Linked DNA regions of Homo sapiens: all the other regions are linked to region 2. Evidence: chromatin contacts called from ENCODE Hi-C or POLR2A ChIA-PET data. All regions are on one chromosome and are shown on one strand. Each heading gives the region's core, a stretch centred on a gene start or an enhancer-like site at or near the end of the contact. The rest is flanking DNA. Distances are from core to core; before and after follow the strand shown.

What was found. Hi-C counts contacts between places; a loop is a spot of excess contacts on that map. ChIA-PET counts read pairs that join two places held with the same protein, here RNA polymerase II (POLR2A). Pooled maps may share reads with other maps.
Region 1: a map of heart right ventricle shows a loop between it and region 2 (1.8-fold over the local background). The contact joins two enhancer-like sites. A Hi-C loop is called at or near these places in 5 of 168 maps with a recorded cell type or tissue (HL-60/S4, MCF 10A, aorta and 2 more), 1 of 37 single-sample maps with no recorded cell type and 7 of 50 pooled maps. POLR2A ChIA-PET finds 5 or more read pairs at or near these places in 11 of 52 experiments (BJ, GM10248, MCF 10A and 7 more).
Region 3: a loop to region 2 is called in a pooled map, with 2.5 times the contacts of the local background. The contact joins two enhancer-like sites. A Hi-C loop is called at or near these places in 3 of 168 maps with a recorded cell type or tissue (Caco-2, HL-60/S4 and aorta) and 9 of 50 pooled maps. POLR2A ChIA-PET finds 5 or more read pairs at or near these places in 9 of 52 experiments (BJ, H1, OCI-LY7 and 6 more).

Annotation. Positions count from the first base shown.
Region 1 is chr1:12,431,868-12,435,718 of GRCh38, reverse strand. All of the region lies in intron 65 of VPS13D (vacuolar protein sorting 13 homolog D), which reads right to left. Among named protein-coding and RNA genes, the nearest start is that of SNORA59A, 73 kb to the left of the region's middle. RefSeq lists a cis regulatory region at 2,155-2,165 and an enhancer at 2,088-2,232. Within about 2 kb of position 1,823, at least 26 of the 41 ENCODE cell types and tissues checked have a DNase peak (open chromatin) inside an H3K27ac peak, as active enhancers do; they include heart right ventricle, where a contact is called at or near this core.
Region 2 is chr1:12,494,580-12,498,457 of GRCh38, reverse strand. It overlaps VPS13D (vacuolar protein sorting 13 homolog D), which reads right to left. Exons shown (of 70, transcript NM_015378.4): 68 at 827-958. Among named protein-coding and RNA genes, the nearest start is that of SNORA59A, 11 kb to the left of the region's middle. RefSeq lists an enhancer at 997-1,497. Within about 2 kb of position 1,982, at least 10 of the 41 ENCODE cell types and tissues checked have a DNase peak (open chromatin) inside an H3K27ac peak, as active enhancers do; they include heart right ventricle, where a contact is called at or near this core.
Region 3 is chr1:12,452,200-12,456,637 of GRCh38, reverse strand. VPS13D (vacuolar protein sorting 13 homolog D) reads right to left here. Exons shown (of 70, transcript NM_015378.4): 66 at 508-640. Among named protein-coding and RNA genes, the nearest start is that of SNORA59A, 53 kb to the left of the region's middle. Within about 2 kb of position 1,942, at least 19 of the 41 ENCODE cell types and tissues checked have a DNase peak (open chromatin) inside an H3K27ac peak, as active enhancers do.

The DNA.
Region 1 (3,851 bases), core at 574-3,073, 63 kb after region 2:
CTAGATAGAGTGCTGCTTTTGCACTGGTATTAAGAGGACGGGCTCTGAATCAGAGAATCTCGGTTCTTAGCCTGGCTCTCCTTGTAACCTTGGGCAAATTAGTTAATTTCTCTGAACGTCAGTATCCTCATTTACAAACTAGCATTCCACAGGGTCGTTATGAGGATTAAACAAATCAATTTGTATGAAGACTCAGAACAGTACCTGGCACATAGTGAAGCAGTCAATAAATATGAGTATCTTTTTGTTGTTGTTGTTCAGACAGGGTCCTGCTCTGTCACCCAGGCTGGAATGTGATGGTGCAAACACAGCTCACTGCAGCCTCAACTTCCTAGGCTCGGATGATCCTCCCACCTCAGCCTCCCATGTAGGTGTGACTACAGGCGGGTGCCACCACGCCCAGCTAATTTTTGTATTTTTTAGACTTTTTTTTTTTTTGGTCATGTTGCCCAGGCTGGTCTCGAACTCCTGAGTTCAAGCAATCTGCTCACCTCAGTCTCCCAAAATATTAGTACCATTTTTAAAGCTATCCATTCAGTTACTAAATTCAAAACTTATTTCAACTGGGCAATCAGTATCAGTGTCTATCCCATGTTTTCTGTATAGCAATGCTGAGAAATAAAGATAAATGTAATTAACATTTTAAACACTTACGGTAAGGATACACTAACATATTCCGCAGGGCTAAGTTAACTACTCCATTGTAACTATTTATTTCATAAACTGCATGGCAAGCCTGACAAGCCTACTGGTCAACTTTGACAAAAGATTATGTGAGACAAATGCCAAGGAAATACAAAATTAACATTGTTGTTACTCCTTATCAGACCACAGACAAAAACAAACCCACCAACAGTCCAGAATGAAGGAAACAGGTTGTTGGCTTTTGATTGGAATTTCCTAGGATTGTTACCATGTAGTACAAGATTAATCTAAATGTTTCTTTGTGCACAGACAAGCTTATGTGGAATGTATCAGAATAATATAATAAAGGCTTAGGTTTATGTGTGAACAAAACTGCTTTCAAAAATGTATCATTATCAGGCTGATTAAGAAAATACCACAGATTTAAACATACCTGAGGCCTATAAATAAGTTAGTTTGCTGCTTACTGGGGGTGGGGGGAATACACAGGCTAAATAAACAAACGAAAGTACAGGAAAATCAAACACTTTCAAATGAGCTTTCTTCCTTAAGTAGGTGTAACTAAAACCCAGTTGTATGCTAGGACTACTGAGTATTTTCAAGATAGTGCATGCTGTGGCATTTTAAACCACAGAGCCAAGCTGCTACCACCGCCACCTCAACCACCAAACTTTAAGAGCACACGCTGTGCACTGACTCATTTCATCCTCCCAGCAGCACCCTTCACAGCTGGCAAGTGGATTTTCCAAGCAAAAGGGAGAAACCTAGAACACACCACAAATAGGTACCTATTTTTGCCTTGATGTGTCAAAGTCAGAGAAAAGGGCAAAATTCAAGCAGCTGACCAACGGCATTTCAACAACAGGATGTTCCCAGGGAGACTGCGGCAAAAGATGTCTTTCACAGTATATGTAATTCCACAAAAATAGCAGTTAAAACCAATACGGCATCAGGCACAATGAATGACAATTTCAGGTTAGAAATAACCAAATGCTCAGCCTCTAATTTGTTTTCTTCTGTTTTGAGGGATAAAACAGAGGAATAAAGAATGTGCTGGAAATTTGGGGAATGCACTTCAAACTTCTTTCCTCCTCCTCCTCCTCCACACACACACACACACACACTCTCTCTCTCTCTCTCTCACTCTCTCTCTCTCCCCACCCCCTACCTCCTCCTCTTTGTAAAAGGCCTTTAATTAGCTCACATCCTATCCTGGCCAGGGCTGCCTAATACATTCTGACACCAGCCTGTTGGCCAGGCAGTGGGGTCTAAGTGCAGGCCTGATTAGCGGGATCCCAGTGGATCCCCTGCCGCTCTTATCTCCACAGATGCCTGATGAGTTTGGTATCTTCCTCCCAGCCCTCCCGGGAAGCTGCCCCAGCAGGTGCCCATTGGCAATAGTTTTGTGTTACAGGCCTGAATGAATGATCCCCGCAGGAGCTGCCGACTGTTTTCACAGACACAGAAGGCAGTCAAAAGTCCACTGCGTGAACTTGGAATGACCCCAGCTGCAGAGTCACTGGCGGGTTCATCGGGAGGGCAGGCACGCTTTATTAAACAACTAATACTCTTCACAGATAACTTTCCGAAAAAGCAAAAGTGTTAACTCTTTGCAATCTTGCTCTGACAAAACACTTCAGCTGTGGCGGGGCTCCCTGTGTGACTGAGGGTCTGAACCCAAGTGAGGGCTCTGAGATGGAGGAATGGCGCCAGCAGGGACCATGATTTCATCTGGCCTGAAGAAGGGTTGGGACTCAGTCACCATTTGGTCTACTGTTTTGTTGTTGTTTTTTTGTTTTTTTGTTTTTTTTTTTTCCCCAAGCGTTCCAGATTAAAGCGAAAAGGCAAAAAGCAAAGGTTTCGAGCACCTACTCCAGGGAGGACAGTGTGGCTGGGAGTCAGCCTGACAGTTACAGCCCCCAGCCAGGCCGGCTCTCAGCACCTCCAGAACAAGAGGGTGGCCCCTGGCTCATTCTGCCACATGCCTGTGCACCCTCGCAGATATGCGTGGGCCCCCATGGGGCTTCCATTCTAAGTTACCAGGAGAGAAAAGGTACTAAGGTACTAAGCTGTGAAGGCCATTGCAAACTCTCATCACCTGTGGGACTGGTGGGGCAGTCATTTTGTTGGCAGCAGCCAGATGCTGTGCAGTGGGTTCCCTTTAGAAGGAGGACTCAGACGCCAGGCACAGTGGCTCATGCCTGTAATCCCAGCACTTTGGGAGGCTGAGGCAGGAGGATCACTTCAGCCCAGGAGTTAGAGACCAGCCTGAGCAACATAGAGAAACCCCATCTCTACGAGAAAAAAAAATTTAGCCAGGTGTGGTGGTGTGCTCCCGTAGTCCCAGCTACTCAGGAGGCCGGGTTGGGAGGATTGCCTGAACCCAAGAAGCAGAGGTTGCAGTGAGACAAGATGGTGCCATTGCACTTCAGCCAGTGAGACTGTCTTAAAAAAAAAAAAAAAAGGGAAAGGATTCAGAAAAGGAAAGGGGTTCAGATCAAAGTGTTCTCATAACGAAGACAAAGCCATCACAAGTTCTTCCAGGGTTGCTGGACAGCAGGCAACTGGACACATCCACATTTTCAGTGTCCACTGAGAGGTACAGCAAACAGCCACTTCTGTCCTAGGGCAAGAACCAGTACTAAAGATGTTTTCGCTCTTTTCTTTTTTTTTTTTTTTGAGACGGAGTTTTGCTCTTGTTGCCCAGGCCGGAGTGCAATGGCACAATCTAGGCTCACAGCAACCTCCGCCTCCCCAGGTTCAAGCGACTCTCCTGCCTCAGCCTTCCAAGTAGCTGGAATTACAGGCATGCACCACCATGCCCATCTAATTTTGTATTTTTAGTAGAGATGGGGTTTCTCCAAGTTAGTCAGGCTAATCTCGAACTCCCGACCTCAGGTTATCCGCCCGCCTCAGCCTCCCAAAGTGCTGGGATTACAGGTGTAAGCCACCGCACCTGGCTTGCTCTTTTCTTTCACACAGCCTTTAGAAAGAACCCGATGACAATTCTAACAACATACAGAGAAAAACATATGAACATTTAGAAAAATTTTAAAATTCATTTTAACCCACAAAGTTAGATTAATTTTGGCATCACCCAAAGACTATGTGTCTATTAAAGTTTCATCTCTACTACATCTCACCACTGCCCACTAAATCTAATTATAAAGGGATTCCCTATTTCTTTCTTTTCATGGGGGCAGGTC
Region 2 (3,878 bases), core at 733-3,232:
TGAGATCTACTTAACACTGTCCCTAACAATGACTCTGAAGACTATCCTGACAGTTGACGTCTATTTCAGACATTCCTCCACCCACCGAAAAACACCCACAGCACTCAGAATCCCCCACGCTCGCTTTACCTTAAAGGAGATGGCAAATAAGCATCAGAAGAAATTAATCTAGTATTTTGCTACTCCCAGACACAACTAACTGCTTTCTGTGGGCTGGTGGTTCTAACACCTATTCAGGTTATAGAGCACTTTCATGCTACAAGGATCTCTGCAAAATATCCTAAAATAGTGAAATACTTAACTCTACCGTGTCAACTAGGAATAATATCACTAACTGAAGATATGACAAGGTATATAAGGCTCCATATTTAAAGAGTAACGAAGCAATCTTACGAAAAATACATTTCCAAAATGTCCAACTATTAGTTGTTTGCTATTTGTTTTTCTGTTTTGTTTTGCTAGCATTCTGCGGCAAAAATGGGATATCAAACTTTAAGAAATTTTTACAGGAGAAAAACCTTAAAATTGAGAACATTTTATTCATGATCTTCTCTCTTTGAACTAACTAGAAAGAGACTGTCATTTTCTAGAAACAAAACACTAAGGCCAGGCTATGGCACACAGTTGAGAACCACTGCTTTGAGTAAAAGGCTGTTTAGCATCAGTTATATCTAAATCTAAAAAACATTTGGGGCAAGGAATTCTTTGACCAGATCTAAGGTCCAAGAGTCATGAAAATAACTCAGATCAGATGGAGACTTCTCAGGATCAAAAGAAGAGGCAACTCAGTAGACCCACAGGGCTGGTTTCCCATGCTCTAACTTACAATTCGTCCTGTATGTTGTCTGTGAGTTTGAAGAGCTGCTCCTGTCCTTCCGCCTGGCTCTCAGAATATCGGGGAAGCAGCCCCTGGGGCCCCGTGCAGCAACGCGGTTTCCGAACCCTCTGTGCTTGAGTCCTAGATGGGTAAATGGACATAAAGCCAAGAGGTTAAGTGTGCAGGTTAAAATGATTTTCCTTTCTCACTAAGACAAAAGCACTCTGTAATACGAGACATACTTTACATTTAGTGAACAGAATTAACCTACAGTACTGCCTGTGAATACACCATGAAATAGCGGTTAAAGACCCTCATTTGACTTTGAATCCTGCCTCTACCATTTTCTGGCCATGTGATCATGGATAAGTTGGTTACCTTCCTTAACCCTCAGTTTCCGTTTTCTCTCTGAAACAGGACGATGACACCTACCTTAGAGGACTGCTGTGAAGACCAAATAAAACAGTGCCCGCCAAGCCTGCTCCTGGCGGATGGTGAGCTGCCCACCAGCGGCGGCTCTCGTTCCTGCGGTTATTACTATAATAGATCCCCCTGGGCCGCACCCTCTTTTTTAGGCCTCTCTTCAGGAGAGCCATCTTTGGATTTGTGATGGGTCTGGAAGAAAATCCTGGGCACTTAGTAAGAACACACCAACCCTTGAGACTTCTTCTAAGATGAGGTCAGTTCCTTGGGCAAAGGGTGAGGGACGTGGTAATCATGCGAGGGGAAGAATGCCCCCTGGACCTGGACCTGGACCTGGACCTGGACCTGGACCTGGACCTGGCCCAGGCCACAGGCTGGGATTCTGCAGAGGCTCTAACTCGGGCCACTCAGCTGTCGGCGGCCCGGAGGAATCTGCTTTGTTATGGCTTTCAGGGTAGGCTGATGTTGTCTTTTTCCACACAGCATATACAGGGTAATTGGTAAGTACTTTCTGGTGTTTTCCTAGAAACAGGAGTGCACATTTGTCTTGGAAAGGCTGTGCATATTTCAGATGACTGATAAGAGTGCACTGGGTCTGTCCTCGGCCTTGTACTTGCTGTACTTATTATTTGTTCCTGGAGCTCACTGAAGCAAAACACTCCTCTCTAGACAGATCTAAAAGAGAGGAGAAGCCTTACACATCGAATCAGCACTTCAGAAACAGGAACTAACAGTAAGCAGCATAGAGATTTACTTACAAGGGCAGAAAGTGCCCTGGTGGGCAAGTCAGGTTGGAAATATGGACAGAAACAACCCCAGAAAATTGTCACAGGCCATGCAATGGGCCATGCACAGCTGGGATAACTGAAAAGTGCTCCCAAAGCCAGGTCAGCACTCAGTTCATCAGGCTGTGACATCTGAAGGACAGCCCCATACCTTGGTGAGGTTTAATGTGTGCTGGAAAGACAAAAATCCAGCAATAATTTTACAAAAGTTCAGTTATAAGGACGTCTTCAGTACTATTAATTGTACTCTCTAAGGGTATTACAGAGACTTTATAGAAGTTTCAATGATCTGCACTAAGGGAAAGAGTAAAAAACCCATTGTGTTTATATCACACACTCACATACCCCGCCAGTCTCAATTTTTCCTTCAAGACGCAGGCTTACAGTTGGCTACTCAGAGCCCAAATATCGATCGAAAGTGGGGAGGGCGGTAGAGGGGCCGCTGCTAACCCATCAGGAGAGAAGCTGGACGACTGCTGCCGAGAGGATGCTGGTAACCTCTGCAGGCAGCGGGGTTGGGGGAAGGAGCTTGGCGTGCCTCTCCACGTAGCAGAGCTCTGTTCTTATCTCCTTGCCTAGCAAAGCACTTGCTGTCATTCCAATAACTGCCTACACAGGCTAATAAAGTATCCTTTCCCCAGGGCAGTCCTGCTGACCTCTCTGTCAGGCTACATGGTAGAAGCCCAAAGGCTCTCCAAGAGGAATATGGCAGGGTCTGCTTCCTCATCACTTTCAACGTAAGGTTTGATTCAGACTCGTCTCAACATATCTTCCCCAATCAACTGGGAGGCCTGCAGGCTCAAATTCAATATATATCCCAAATCTGACTATTTCTCCATCTCGATCATAACTAACAAAGGATCCCTGGATTTGTAATATATTATTACAGTAGTCTCATAATTTGTTCTCTTTCCTTCCATCCTTGTCCACTCTCCTCATGGCAATGAGAATGGCCCTTTCAAAAGATGTTACATCGGCCGGGCGCAGTGGCTCACGCCTGTAATCCCAGCACTTTGGGAGGCCGAGGCGGATGGATCACAGGGTCAGGAGATCAAGATCATCCTGGCTAACACGGTGAAACTAAAAATACTACTAAAAATACAAAAAATTAGCTGGGGTGGGCGGGGGAGTGGCGGGCGCCTGTAGTCCCAGCTATTCAGGAGGCTGAGGCAGGAGAATGGCATGAACCTGGGAGGCGGAGCTTGCAGTGAGCCGAGATCCTGCCACTGCACTCCAGCCTGGGCGACAGAGCAAGACTCTGTCTCAAAAAAAAAAAAAAAAAAGGTAAGTTACATCAAGTCAGTCATCTGCTCAAAGCACATTTGCTTTCCATCCCAGGTGGATAAACATGTTATTTACTGCTTGGCTCCCATGTGGACTGGAAGCTCCAGGAGAGGGGGAATTTGTTTCATTCACTGCATTCCTGGGATGGAGAACAGTGTCTGGTTTATGGTAGAGCAGCAGTCAGGATAAGCCGAATAAACGAGTGAGTGCCTGGTGGCTGGCAGACGGTATAAGGGCCATTAATTGAGCTAAACAGGAAGGCCAGTATGCAAGCTTTGGTGGAGAGTTTGAAGACTAAGGATTTTGAGCCCTGAAAGCAAAATCAACATTGAGGCAAAATATGAAGCAGCTAGAACCCCATCTTCCTGACAGAAAGGACAAGGCTGTCTCTGTCTGCCCCACTGATCAAAACACAGAAAGGGACATGACGGCAGTGTCCTGAAGCGGACACTGATGACAGGCCTTTCCCTTACATGAAGCAGGATTTTCATTAGTACTCAAAGCTGAGGGAAAACATGCTACCAGGCAGGAGAAAACTTGCTGAAGTCCTAAATGCCTCTGGTGGATCC
Region 3 (4,438 bases), core at 693-3,192, 42 kb after region 2:
TGAATTGGAGTCTTGCTCTGTTGCCAGGCTGGAGTGCAGTGGCACGATCTCAGCTCATTGCAACCTCTGCCTCCAGGGTTCGAGCAATTCTCCTGCCTCAGCCTCCCGAGTAGCTGGGACTACAGGCATGTACCACCACGCCTGTCTAATTTTCGTATTTTTGATAGAGATGGGGTTCCACCATGTTGGCCAGACTGGTCTCAAACTCCTGACCTCAAATGATCCACCCGCCTCGACCTCCCAAAATGCTGGGATTACAGGATTGAGCCACTGTGCCTGGCCTAATTTTTGTATTCTTAGTAGAGGCGGGGTTTCACTGTGTTGGCCAGGCTGGTCTCAAACTCCTGACCTCATGATCCACTCTCCTAGGCCTCCCAAAATGCTGGGATTACAAGCATGAGCCACCGCGCCCAGCCCACCTTTCTTTTTTTATAGCTGCAATCAGATTGATACAAAGGCGCCTCTGAGGACCAGCAGCAGCAGAGCCTGATGTCACCCATGACTTACCATGAGCCAGGCCATGGATGCCGGCTACAAGGTGTTCACCACTTGTGGCTGCATGGTACCTGATGTACTCCCGCTCTGACTGATGCCGATTGTCCATCGTCTTCCCTAAGCCATCTGATAATGTTCCAGCAAACTAGAAGGAGTTAAAAGCAGGAGAAGAGTTTTAAAGTCTTGGCACTATTTTTACTATTTGAATTACTTTAAATAAATTTAAATTAAATACAATTAGATAAGCCCATGCTGGTCTGTAGTGGTGTGATCTCATCTCATCACAACCTCCGCCTCCCAGGCTCAAGTGATTCTCCTGCCTCAGGCTCCCGAGTAGCTGAGACTACAGGTGTGTACCACCACACCTGGCTAATTTTTGTATTTTTAGCAGAGATGGGGTTTCACCATGTTGGTCAGGCTAGTCTCGAACTCCTGACCTCAAGTGATCTGCCCACCTAGGCCTCCCAAAGTGCTGGGATTACAGGCGTGAGCCACTGTGCCTGGCCAATAATTTAAATATAAATAAATTTAAATATTTTAAATGCAGTTACCTATACTGTCTGCCCCAGGTTGAGTGGTTCTCAAAAGGACTGGACACATACCAATTGGGGGATGCATACAATGGAGGACACTAGGCTTTGCAAAGCAACTACTAAAAATCTTTAATGACATTCACTTTCCAGAATACTACTCCAAATTTACTGAAAAAATCAGAGGTATAACAAAATAGTCTTGAGGGAGAAGTGAGCTTCAGGACTGTATCATGGTAAGAACATAGGCTCTTTGCTCTAAGAATTAGTGGAATTCAAAACAGGAAATGTGTCAGATTGTTGCTTTAGGGTTTGGTATCAAATATTTGGAGACATCAAACTCCCTCCAGTAATGCTGTCTTTCATTTATTCAATAATTACTGAGTACCTATGAGGTGCCAAGCTCCATTTGTCAAAAGCCAAAAACGAAATCGATGGAAAGATTAACAGGTTAGGTCACCGTTCATAGGAGGTGGCAGACTTGAACTCATGATTTCAAATGCAAACCCACCCTTTCCACAATTCAGAGATTTTATTTATCCTGGCATACTTTAACCAGAAAAGCTGTCTCATCCATCAAAGCTGGGATAAAAAGGACATAAAACTCTGTTTTGTCACAAGACAATCTGAAAAGGTTTAAAGTGACAGTTAATAAACCACAGAGTACTTATCCTCATCATTCAGGCATAAAAAGAGAAGGATATCAAATATATAATTAACCTTCTCAGGAAGGATCTACCAAAACAAGTGGTTTAAGTGCCAATGACCCAGGACTAACCTCTTAGAAAACTCACAGGAATGTTCCTTAGATACAAGGCTCAGGGGAAAGCCTCAAGGCAAGCTGCCTGCCTGGAAGGCCCAGGAACTGGGTGGCCATCTAGGGGCCTATTTCATTCTCCTTTGGCAAGGGGGTTAGGGTGCGTGTTACACAGATCAGATCTGCCCTGGAAACCTCAGTCATGAGGATTCTTGACACATGTGACAGTGAGTTCTGGGCACAGAAGAGGGACTAGTGAACACAGCAGCAATTCCATGTAAAGCAACAGTTCCTGGAAGAAGCTATGGGAAGACTCATGCCTTTTACTCAGTCCAAATATTTTACAACCTAGGGCAGTGATTCCTGACCTTTCTGGAGATGTAACCCCTATCATTATTTGTTTGCTTTCTGCCTTGCCTTCCATATCACTGCCTGTCTAATGAGAGAATTAAAGTTAATGAAAATTAATAACTTCCTTTAGGACAACTGGAAACACCACACGACGCTGCAAAGCTAGCACCGTGAATCACTAAGGAGTGGCTTCAGTCAGAGACCCCATCTGAGAGTTACCACAGTATAGGAGAAGGGCCACAAGCTGGGGCATCTGACCAAACTTCAGTCCTCCCTCGACCATTCTGGTAACTACATGACCCTGAGCGAGGTCACCTACCTCTGAGCCTCCTCTGCATCTGGAGAATAGCCAGAGTACCTACTTTGTCATGTGGCTGGAAGCATTCATGACAATGGCTCGGGGGCCTGGTATCTAGTTAGCATTCTTACTGTTCTTATTACTCTGCTACTAGTCCAAGGAGGAACATGCCTGCAGCGTTTGAGGGAAGCCTGTCAAAGGTTTAGAATTATGGTCATTTGCACTATAGTTTAACATAATAAAATCCTCTCTTTCCAGCAGATAAACACCAGCCTCCCAAGTAAGTTTTTGGAGTGGTACCACTTACAAAATTAGAGTGTTGGACTCTACGATTTCCAAAATCCTTTCCAGCTCTGGCACTGTGTGACCTACAACCCAAGGTAGAATGTCTTTACTAAATACTTCCTCTGAGCCCAGGACAGATTTAGGTACTGCTGAAGAACACAAACAAACAGCAGCCTTGAACCCTGCCCTCAAGAACTGACAGTCTCTTTGAGAAGGTAACAATCGTATACACAAAACAGTCAGCAGGAACCCAGGACACAAACTACACAGAAAGGAAATGTGACCTTTGTTTTGGAAAGAATCAATAAGAGTGCCTGCTATGTTTAGAATTATGTAGGCTGCCAGCGTTCTTCAGGTTCCAGACAAAAACGTGTCTCTCTGGTGCCCCAGACGCTGTGAGAACCACAGTTAAGTGACGCGTGCCCATGTCCTGTGTGTCTCCAGGGGACACATCTCCACCTGAAGAGACCCAGGAGCACCGCAGCCAATTCAGGGTCTTATTCAGGTCTTTCCTGTTTCTCTCAAGCTCTTATATTCTTTCTAAGAGCTTACATTCTCTTTCTTGGAAGACAGATAGGGTAAAGTGCTCTTTACCTATCGCTGGCAGCTAACTAGGAGGAAGTTAAAAATCCTATAATACTCCCCCACCAAGAGAATATGGGAGAATAATCTAGGCAGAATACCCAATATCACTCCCTCTTCTTCTACTCCCATCAATTAATATCCAAAGTTGATGAGTGAGCCTATGCCAAAAGCTTAATTTCCAACTAAGTCTGCTGTGGCAGCCTCAGCTCCCCAGCACCAACTGGGTCCTGGGTGTTCTCTATACAAAGACAATGTATTGACCCAAGGAGGATGGGATGAGATGACCTAAGAGATCACTCTTCCCTCTAATGCTGGATTCTTCCGTAAGATGAAGACCTTTGCCATGGAAAGGTACCTACACCTATCTCAACTTACTGTAGGACTTCTGTCTGAATTCCTGTTTCTCTGTCCATAAAAAATTGCTTATGCAAGCCAACTGGACTTGTCCTTTGCCACTTGTTAACAGTCAACCATTACAAAAGTCTTCACCCCTAGAAATACAGCTTTGAGAACCCAGAAAACTTGAGTAGATGTTGAAATCTATGATCCAACCAAACCTGTATTGATGAGTAGTTAATCAGATTTTACTGGGAAAGACGTTTTACAGAAACTAAACCAAAGCCAGCCAAATGATGGATACAGTGGTAAAGGCAGGGCCCTGGGCCAGTTCACTGCACTCTGAGGATTGAATCCAGGCTACCATAAAGCATGTGGCCTCCTTTTACTATGGAGGCATTTAGTTAGGCATCCTTAATTCTACCCCATTCCCCACCTCAGTGGGAAGGTAAGTCCTGCCCAGCCATTATTTCTCCCTCAAAGACAGCAGAAAACAAGTGGGCTGTGGAGGGAGGGAATTCCAGTGGTGCTCATCATGGGTGCCCTCTGGCCTTGCTCTTCTCTGAAGCTTGGAAGCACTATTTTACCCAGGTCCTTGACTTTGAAGATGGTCATCAAAACAGGGCAGAGATACCCAAAAGAGCTACACCATCATGTAGGGAGTGACTGGCCCAGGCCATCCTTCATGATCCCATCCTCCCACTGTCTTGTGACAAGTAAAGCCTGGAGATAGAGGTCCAGATTATTCAGACGAAGGAAAAATGAGTCCCGATATGAGCAAGTACAAATCCACTACACACC